Linked DNA regions of Homo sapiens: regions 1 and 2 are each linked to region 3. The links are chromatin contacts, found by Hi-C or POLR2A ChIA-PET in ENCODE. All regions are on one chromosome and are shown on one strand. Each heading gives the region's core, a stretch centred on a gene start or an enhancer-like site at or near the end of the contact. The rest is flanking DNA. Distances are from core to core; before and after follow the strand shown. Region 1 has its middle 75 kb from the start of LINC00963. Region 2 has its middle 34 kb from the start of C9orf50. Region 3 holds the start of LINC00963 (long intergenic non-protein coding RNA 963).

Evidence for each region. A loop is a pair of places that touch in the nucleus more often than their neighbours do. ChIA-PET counts read pairs that join two places held with the same protein, here RNA polymerase II (POLR2A). Pooled maps may share reads with other maps.
Region 1: a loop to region 3 is called in a map of B cell, with 15 times the contacts of the local background. The contact joins the enhancer-like site here to the promoter of LINC00963 in region 3. A Hi-C loop is called at or near these places in 72 of 168 maps with a recorded cell type or tissue (B cell, CD14-positive monocyte, CD4-positive, alpha-beta T cell and 41 more), 11 of 37 single-sample maps with no recorded cell type and 44 of 50 pooled maps. POLR2A ChIA-PET finds 5 or more read pairs at or near these places in 19 of 52 experiments (A549, CD4-positive, alpha-beta memory T cell, CD8-positive, alpha-beta memory T cell and 14 more).
Region 2: a map of CD4-positive, alpha-beta T cell shows a loop between it and region 3 (1.8-fold over the local background). The contact joins the enhancer-like site here to the promoter of LINC00963 in region 3. A Hi-C loop is called at or near these places in 13 of 168 maps with a recorded cell type or tissue (CD4-positive, alpha-beta T cell, Caco-2, HCT116 and 9 more), 9 of 37 single-sample maps with no recorded cell type and 17 of 50 pooled maps. POLR2A ChIA-PET finds 5 or more read pairs at or near these places in 27 of 52 experiments (A549, AG04449, AG04450 and 20 more).

What each region holds. Positions count from the first base shown.
Region 1 is chr9:129,411,727-129,414,749 of GRCh38, forward strand. No RefSeq gene overlaps it. Among named protein-coding and RNA genes, the nearest start is that of LINC00963, 75 kb to the right of the region's middle. RefSeq lists silencers at 1,708-1,787, 1,808-1,977, 2,088-2,297, 2,438-2,577. Within about 2 kb of position 1,470, at least 41 of the 41 ENCODE cell types and tissues checked have a DNase peak (open chromatin) inside an H3K27ac peak, as active enhancers do; they include B cell, CD14-positive monocyte, CD4-positive, alpha-beta T cell and 21 more, where a contact is called at or near this core.
Region 2 is chr9:129,585,219-129,588,297 of GRCh38, forward strand. No RefSeq gene overlaps it. Among named protein-coding and RNA genes, the nearest start is that of C9orf50, 34 kb to the right of the region's middle. RefSeq lists enhancers at 1,774-1,883, 2,464-3,079. Within about 2 kb of position 1,251, at least 6 of the 41 ENCODE cell types and tissues checked have a DNase peak (open chromatin) inside an H3K27ac peak, as active enhancers do; they include CD4-positive, alpha-beta T cell and HCT116, where a contact is called at or near this core.
Region 3 is chr9:129,487,273-129,490,369 of GRCh38, forward strand. It overlaps LINC00963 (long intergenic non-protein coding RNA 963), which reads left to right and starts at 1,388. Exons shown (of 5, transcript NR_038955.1): 1 at 1,388-2,027. LOC124900275 (extensin-like) reads left to right here and starts at 2,677. Exons shown (of 4, transcript XM_047424330.1): 1 at 2,677-3,097. RefSeq lists enhancers at 566-1,225, 2,546-3,097 and silencers at 1,234-1,593, 2,598-2,892.

The DNA of each region.
Region 1 (3,023 bases), core at 220-2,719, 75 kb before region 3:
ACCAGCACCTGAATGGAAGGCACAGCGCCACGGTCCCATCTAGGCTCTATCACCAGCTGGTGGCGCATCTTAGCCCCATCTCCTTCCCCTCTCCAGGCCTCAGTTTGCCCAACTGTAAAACAAGAAGTGGGGGTAGTTGGTCTGGGTAATCTCCGAAGTCCTCCCAGATCTGGGGTTCTGCAACACTGGGTGTCTACTGTCATTTTGTCACAAACTTTGCCCAGGGCTCCGACTCTCGCATCAGCTAAACCCTCTGAACCCACCACCAGCTCTGCGTGGACGGTCAGCCTGTGGGGTGAGTGCTGGTGACTCGGCGTGGAGGGAGGTATAGGCCTGCCCGATGCCTGTCCGTATCTCAGGGCTGGGAACCTCTGTCTTACACTCCACAAGCGCTGGGGTGGGATGGGGTGGGAGTGGGGTGGGGTGGGGGTGGGGGTGGGGTGGGGATGGAGGATGCTCTTTCTTCTTGGAACCAGTGACTTTGGTTCACACATTCAGGGAGGGCTGTGCAGCTGAGAGCGGCTGGTGCTGGGAAGAGAGCTGAAGATCACTTTATCTTGAAAGGGCAAAGGTCTCCGTGACCAAAGGCTAACCGCATGTCCTTGGAAGAGAAAAAGAAAAAGAAAACATGAAACAGGCTAAAGGGGTCTCTGAAAGTTGTTTCCAAAACCTGGGTTGTTCACTAGGAGTTGCTTGTAAGTGTAAACACTTTTTTATTTTTATTTTTTGAGATGGAGTCTTGCTCTGTTGCCCAGGATGGAGTGCAGTGGCATGATCTTGGCTCACTGCAACCTCTACCTCCCAGGTTCAAGTGATTCTCATGCCTCAGCCTCCCTAGTAGCGGGGATTACAGGCGTGCACCACCACGCCTAATTTTTGTATTTTTAGTAGAGACTGGGTTTTGCCATGTTGACTAGGCTGGTTTCAAACTCCTGGCCTCAAGTGATCCTCCTGCCTCGGCCTCCCGAAGTGCTGGGATTACAGGCGGGCCGTGCCCGGCCAACATTTGTTTTTCTGAACCCATGGTATGGTGTGCACTGCAGAGGCTTTTTCCTCTGGCTTCCCTGTCCAGAGCAGCAACTGTATGCATTTGAGCTGATAATGTCCAAGAGTGGGGAGCTGAGTTAGGAACAGAATCACAAACTTTAATTAGCAGGATGACATTAACATCCCAGCAGGGGCTTGGGGGCGTCCTTCAGGCCCATCTGATCCCGGTGGACACCTCCCCACAGGACCCGCAATCTTGGGACACTGGAAGCCAGGCGCCCTTTGAGGGTGGAGGGAGGCCACCCACCTCCCCATGTGGCCAGAAATTGCATGCCCCGGCAGCCTGCCCTGGCTTGGTTCAGCAGGGCCCAGAATGTTCTGGTCTTTATCTGGTTTAGTTTTAAGTGCTTCCAACGGCAGCAGGGCTGTTCCACCACAGTCCCCAGGAAATTGGTCCGTGTAGGACGGAGCCTTCCCGAGAATGAAGTCATCTGTTCCTTTTTTATTTTTTGTTGCCTTTCTCCTTCAACGCGAGTCACCGGGCCTCTGCAGTCCCTCCCCGCGCCAACGCGCCCCGCCGCGGGGCCCGGACGGGGTGGCGGGGGAAGGGGCGAGGAGCAGGGCCCCGGGGTGCGCGGCCGCCCGACGCCCCCTGCTCTCGCCCTGCCCCCCGCCCCGGCCCCCGCCCGCCGCGGCCTGAAGGTGAGCTCCCGGGGGGCCGCCCGAGCTCCGGCGCGGCCCGCTCGGCAAACAATAACAGTAAATAACGCTCCCTTGTCAACGTAATAAAAACGGAAACGGTTACAATGTTTTTTAATAAGCGTCCCCCATCAATCTCCCTCCCCCTCGTCCCGGGCCGTGGGCACCGGGGAGGAGGGGGAAGGGTGGGGGGCACCGGGGCGCGCTGCTTGGGGGACCCGGGGTGCAGGAGGAGGACGCCCGGGGGAAGAGGGGAAAACACAGCAAGTGAGAGACGAGGGGGCGCGAGCGGCCGGGGTCACGCGCGCCAGCCGAGCCGGGAAGCGGCCGCGGTGAGTAACACCGTTGCCATGGCGACGTGGCCACGAGGAACAGGAAGCGGCAGAAATAGCAGCCACCGCGGCCCGCGCCGCCCGGCCCCTCCCCCCAGCCCGTTGCCACGGAGACCGGGCCAGAGCGAGGCTGCGCGGGCGGCCGCGGCCGCCTGCGCCCCAACCCGCGCATGCGCAGCGGGGCCTGGCCCACGAGGGCGTCGCGGGTGTGTCCCGTCGCCGCGCCGGGGCCACCTGGACCCCCAGACCTGCCCCTGCCGCCCGCTTAGGTGGTGGTTCGGGGGCCGGGGGAAGGAAAAGCCAAATCGTTCCTTGTTTGCCTTTGGAAAGCCGCCCTGCCATTGTTCCGGGCGGATTCCTTGGTTTCCAGGCGCTGTAGGCCAGGAGAGGAGGGGGCAGGAACCCCGGCCCAGCGGTCCCAGACGTTTTCGAAGCGACAGACCCTGGGCCCAGCGCGGGGACGCGGAGGGGACACGGGCTAGCAGCCCTGCCCTCCGGAGCTCAGGCCCAGTCCGGGCTTCCCAGGCCCCGGGGCTGCCCTCCCGGAGCCCGACCTCCCCTGGGGGTGGGGGTGCTGCCCCGGGGCCCCCTTCCTGGGTTTCCTGGTCCTTTTGTTCACGTATCCCCCTCCCCGGATTGAACCAGCAAAGAGCACAAAGCAGAAAATACATCCTTGCCGCCCGCAGGCTCCCTCATCCCGCAGAAAACTCTGAAACAGTCCACACCCGTCCCAAAGTTGAGAGAAACCTGGACGTTTCATAAACAAAACCCGCCCTCCAGCAGCGTGTTTATGTGGAGGCGGCCTCGCGTGTCTGAGGCTGGGGTGTGTGTGCTCGTGTGTGTGTGTACGTGCGCCGGGGACACGCGATCATCTCTCAGGTGTTTGTGGAGAATTTTTTTTCTCTCCAGATTTTGTTTGGTTTGTTTTTAATAAGGGTCAGAGGTCTGGGCTTCTGTGGGGAAGGGGCAAAGGTCATCTCGGATGGCCAGGCTGGGAGGTCCTAG
Region 2 (3,079 bases), core at 1-2,500, 98 kb after region 3:
GTAATCCAGCTACTCAGGAGGCTGAGGTGGGAGGATCTCTTGAGCCTGGGAGGCAGAGGTTGCAGTGAGCTATGATTGTGCCACTATACTCCAGCCTGGTGACATAGCAAGGAAGGAGAGAAAGAAAGAGAAGAAAGAGTGAGAAGAGGGAAAGAAGGAAGGGAGGGAGGGAGGGAGGGAGGGGAGGGAAGAAGGGGAAAAGAAGGAATAAAGAAAGATTACTGTTTTAGAAGACACAGGTGAAATGTGAATGAAATCAGAGATGGGGTAAAGCCTGGGAGGGTCTGTTAGGTCTTTATAGCAGAGGGAGCATTTAGATTGGGTCCTGAAGGTTGTATAGGAGTTTTACTAAGATAGTGGGAAGAAAGGATATTCTAGGGGAGTGGATCACAGGCCCTTTCTATTCCCCATCCACTTTGGGGCCGGCCCCATCCACCAGGCCTCTTCAGATCCTAGCTTCCAATTTCTGTTTCTGTCTCTGGCCAGTCCATTCAAGGTGGGGTCTGAAATCCAGGTTGAGATGTTCTTCTAACCCCAACTAAGCCCTCCTGCTTTTTTTTTTCGTTTTTTTTTTTTTTTCTGGTGGTGGAGGGAAGGGGACAGAGTCTCACTTTATCTCCCAGGCTGGAGTGCAGTGGCACAATCTCGGCTCACTGCAACCTCTGCCTCCTGGGTTCAAGTGATTCTTCTGTCTCAGCCTCCCGAGTAGCTGGGACTATAGGTGTACACCACCATGCCCAGCCAATTTGTGTATTTTTAGTAGAGACAGGTTTTTGCCATGTTGGCCAGGCTGGTCTAGAACTCCTGACCTCAGGTGATCCGTCCACCTCGGCCTTGCAAAGTGCTGGGATTACAGGCATGAGCCACCGAGTTTGGGCCCTCCTGCTTCTTTGGGTCCCATCCTATGAGTTTCCTCAACTGGGGGATGGGGACACTGTGGTCTGGATTCTATTGGTGCCCAGGTCCTGCAAGACCCCGCTTAACCAGGGCCCTAGCAGACCCCCTGCCACCACTTTACCTCTGCCACATCAAACTGCCCTTCCCTCAACAGCAAGCCCTTCTTCTGTCTCCCCTCATAAAAGCCAGCTCACAGTTCCCACTGCCCCCTACTCTTCCCCTCCCTCCACTCACTCTCCTTAGCCCTAACCTTTGCTTTCAGCTCAACCATGTCACTTCCTCCCAGAAGCCTTCCCCTGATGTCTGTGGCTGGTTTAGGGCCTTTACGCTGAGCTGCCTGTAGTCTCACCATCACAGCACATATTTGTGGGTGTCTTTGATTCATGTCTGTTTCACTATACAGTGAGCCTATGCACAGAGGTATCCACAGCATTAGCACAGGGCTATACATAGTAGGTGCTCAGGAAGGAAGGAGGAGACTTAGTCCAGCCCTCCAGGAAAGATGAGAAAACCAGCTGAGAAGCTGGGCCCAGGTGGGTCAGGTCTCCTGTCTGCTGCCCCCAGGGGGAGCCCCCCATCCGGCCTCCCCTCTCCCCTCTGCCTGCTGAACCTGGCAGTGGAGTTGGGTAGGAGTGGGGGAGTGGGAGTTGGTGGTAGGAGCTGCAGATAGAATCCCCCAGGGAGGCAGAGGCGAGAACGCTGAGCTCCTAGATCTCCAGAAGAGCTACAGCTGGCAGGGAAGGAGGCGGATGAAGCTCACATCTGGTTCCACCCACCCAGGCTGTGGCTCCAGTGGGCAGCACCGCCCTCCCTGCCCCAGGACTAACCCCTGCCCCCCTCTTCCCTCCTCCCCACACTGTCTGCCTTCCTGGGGAGGCACAGCTGCAGATTTAGCCGCAGATTCGTATGTGTGCATACAGCCCAGTTGTAGGTGCTGTGTGCGCATCAGAACACCAACTCCTGAGAGCTGACATTGAACCCCACCTTGAGACCTGAGGCCAATTTGCTATTATGTTAAACGTACTGAGCCCCTGCTCACCCCGGACAAATGGACGGCACCTGGGCCTCTCACCTCCCAGGTGGAATGGAGTTCCAGGTTTGATCTTGTTGGGATAGAAAGATTAAGGAAAGTGGCCGGGCGCAGTGGCTCACACCTGTAATCCCAGCATACTGGGAGGCCAAGGCGGGTGGATCACTTGTCGAGAGTTTGAGACCAGCTTGGCCAACATGGTGAAACCCCATCTCTACTAAATAGAAAAAATTAGCTGGGTGTGGTGGCAGACACCTATAATCCCAGCTGCCAGGGAGGCTGAGGCAGGAGAATCGCTTGAACCCGGGAGGCAGAGGTTGCAGTGAGTCCAGCCTGGGCAACAAGAGTGAAACTCCGTCTCAAAAGAAAAAAAATAAGATAAAGGAAGGAAGAGGGGAGAAGACAGCTGTACAGTGGAGATGGATTTATTGAGAGTAAACCTGAGAAGGGCTCTGGCCGGCATTACAGCCTGAGGCTTTTTAAAGGGCCCGGTGGGGGAAGTGTGCTTTGAGAGAAGATCCTATTGGGAAGGAGTTGGGGAAGGGCTGGCTAGTTATGACGAATGGGGACTTCGTTAGGCTCTGTTGCAGTTAGGGCCTATGCTCTGTTGAAGCTATGGGCGGGGCTGACATTTGCGGACAGTTCTGAGACATGGAAATTTGATACTTTAAGATGGTGGAGACCGGGCGCAGTGGCTCATGCCTGTAATCCCAGCGCTCTGGGAGACCAAGGCGGGCGGACCACCTGAGGTCGGGAGTTCGAGACCCGCCTGACCAACATGGAGAAACCCCGTCTCTACTAAAAATACAAAATTAGCCGGGCATGGTGGCACTTGCCTGTAATCCCAGCTACTTGGGAGGCTGAGACAGGAGAATCACTTGACCCCGGGAGGCGGAGGTTGAGGTGAGCAGAGATTGCGCCACTGCACTCTAGCCTGGGCAACAAGAGTGAAACTCTCTCTCAAAAAAAAAAAAAGAAGATTGTGGAGTCTCGTTAAGATGGCAGCACTCTTGTCCTATCAATCCAGACTCTATGGTTAGATAGGGAGATGGGCTGGCGTGCTTTTTCTGGCTACTTCCTGCTGAAAGGGGGCCGTAAGATTGCTGGTTTTGGATTGACTGGAGGAGTAGCACCGTCTTCAGGTGTTGTTGG
Region 3 (3,097 bases), core at 138-2,637:
GGCCAGGTAGAGATGACCAGAGTAGGGAGCAGAGAATCCCCAGTGCCTAGCACAGTGACTGGCACTGAAGCATTTGTTGGATGAATGAATGAGTGATTGCCTGACCTCAGGCCCAGGGAGGAAGGCCTGGTGTGCAGGGCAGCTCCTGGGAGGCTTCAGGGATGGGGAGAGGACAGAGAGGGACTGGGAGAGCCACAGGAAGGCAGCCTCATCTGATGACTGACTTGGGAGGGAAACAGAATGTGGGCTGTGTTTCTGGGGAAACACCCCCCTGATGCCCGGGCACCCAGGAACTTCCAGGTACCCCCGGATCACCCCAGTGAGGACACTCCACAATTCCCCAGGAGGCATCACAGTGGGGCCGTTAAACCCAGGGACTTGGGATTCAGACACTTCTGGGCTCCAGTCCACCCCTCACTGGCTGGACCAGTTGCCTCAGTTTCCCTATGTGCACGGGGGACGGATAGGACCACGTGCTGCACAGGTTTGCTGGGAAGGCCATATGAGAGGTGCCGGCTCAGCACATCCTGTCTGCCATTGTTACAAACAACAGCACGGGAGAGTCGGGGAGCAGAGTCGGCCAAACGCAAGACCCTGGGCTCTGGCTTCCCTGTGCTACTGACCTATGGGGTGGCTTTGGACAAGGCCCAGCCTTTCTCCAGGCCTTAGTTTCCCCATTTGTACAGTCAGGCCCTGCTAACTTGGACAGACTTTGGCCCTTCTCCAAGCCCCACAGAGACATCAGAGACATGTGCACACACGGCCCTGGGATTGCCGACAGACACACAGGCACACATAGGCACGTACACACAGGCATACAGACACAGGCACAGACTCACACTCGGCCCCTCCCCACTCACACTCGCTCACACTCATGCTCACACTCACACCAACCCCCCTCCCCCAAATCTGCTGCGCACCAACGGTTGGTGCGAGCGGGGTTGAGAACGGGAGGAAAAAAGCCCACGACTCAGCCCGGGAAGAGGGGTGCGGTGGGGGAAGGGCGGGCGAGGGAAATGACAGCCCGCGGTCCCCCTCGAGTCCCGGCTCATGAATATTAATACGGCGGTAATTAAAATGCAGGGACGCAGCAGGATGGATGCGGCTGCCTCCGGAGCGCGGGGGAGCGCGGAGTCTTTGCAGGCGGGTGAAGCCCGCTCCTCGCCGGCGAAAAGCGGGGCCGGGCTCCGGGGCCTGGGTCCGGGGCGGGCGGGAGTGGGGACATTTTTCGTGGTCCCGAGCGTCCCGTCCCGGCGTCCCCGCCCCCGCCCCGCGGCCGCCTCTCCACGCCCTGCCCCGGGCCGCCCGCCAGGCCGCCGTTTCCCGGAGCCGGCCCCCTCCCGCCCTCGCGGCCGGCTGATGTCATCTGCACACAACTTTCCGCTTCCCGGCCCGTCTCGGGGCCCTGAGTCATCGCCGCCCCCGGCCCCGACGCTGGCCTGCGGCGTCTGTTTGTGCAGAGCGAGGCCCCGCCGGCCGGGCTTGACGTCAGGCTGGCAGGGCCTGGAACGGCCCCGCATCGCGGCCCCCTGGGGGCAGGACGACACCGCTGGGGGCCGAGGGCAGGGCACGCCTTCGGAATCCGGCTTCGAAGCCGGCCGCCTGACCTGGGGCAAGTGCTTTCAACTCTCTGAACTTCGGTTCCTCATCTGCCAGTTGGCAGACGCTCAGCAAATCTTCCTAGACTCACGGGGCGAATTGTACAGTTGGGTAAATCGAGGCCCAGAGATGGCAAAAGGACCGTCCAAGGTCGTACAGCCACCCGGAATTACAATTCTTTTCTGCCGGGTCACACGCTGTCATCCACGTGTTACCTAAGAGAGCTTTCCAGCCTGTGCTAAGAAAACTGCCCCACATCATCTGCAGTAGGACGGGGGAGTTGGAGCCCTGGTCAGGCCACTCTGCTACTGACCACAGTTTTCTCATCTCTAAAAAGGCGCAGTAACAATATAATTACCGTATGCAGTCCCCCAGGATACAGGGTCAAAGGAGAGCACAACCATCGCAGTTGGAAGCCCATGGGGCAGGTGAGTCACTGTTGTCACTACTGGGGTCAATTTTTTTTTTTTTCTTTTTGAGACGGAGTCTCGCTCTTTCCCCAGGCTGGAGTGCAGTGGCGCGATCTCGGCTCACTGCAAGCTCCGCCTACCGGGTTCACGCCATTCTCCTGCCTCAGCCTCCCGAGTAGCTGGGACTACAGGCACCCGCAGCCACACCCGGCTAATTATTTGTATTTTTAGTAGGGACGGGGTTTCACCGTGTTAGCCAGAATGGTCTCATCTCCTGACCTCATGATCCACCCGTCTCGGCCTCCCAAAGTGCTGGGATTACAGGCGTGAGCCACCGCGCCTGGGGTCACTATTGAAGTTGGCTAATGTCACTATTGAAGTCAAGTGAGAGAGAGGGCCCTCTTGGAGTCAGACCACCTAGGTTCAAATTCTGGATCCTGCTTCCGGCTCCTTTCCTCTGTCCCCCTTCTCCCCTCGGTGCCCTCCAACCAGTGGGCCTGGGAAAGCGTGTTCATGCTGGAAATGCCTGCCCAGCCCTTGCCCAGTCACACAGAGCAAGTGCCCCAGAAATGTCCTGAACCTCAGTTTACTGAGGGGAAACTAAGAACCTTCTGGCTACAGCTCTTGGGCTGAGCAGGGATTAGGCTCGGGTCTGCGATCCCAGGCCCTGCGGCCTCCCAGAGGCTTGGTTGAGAGCTCTGGCTCTCACTCCCCCACCTCCACCCAGCACCTGCCCCGGTCCAGGCTCACCCCCTACCCCTCCACCTGGTCAGTGGTGGCTCGGCCTCCTCTCAGCCCCTCCACCCCTCCTGGCTGTACACACCCTCAAGCTAACGGAATTCAAACTGGTGGAGGAAGGCCTGCCCTGTCCCTCCCAGCCCCTGCCTCTCCCTCCCTACTCCCAGCCTCACTGGACCACTTTCAAGTCCTCCAGTGCTCCAGGCTCCATCTTCATGCCTCCAGGCCTTTGCACGTGCTGGTCCCTCTCCCATTCTCCTGGTTAACTCCTCCACCTCCATCCGAGCTAGGATCTTCCCCTGGAGAGTGTCCCGGTTAGCACTACCCCACAACACACACACACACCGACA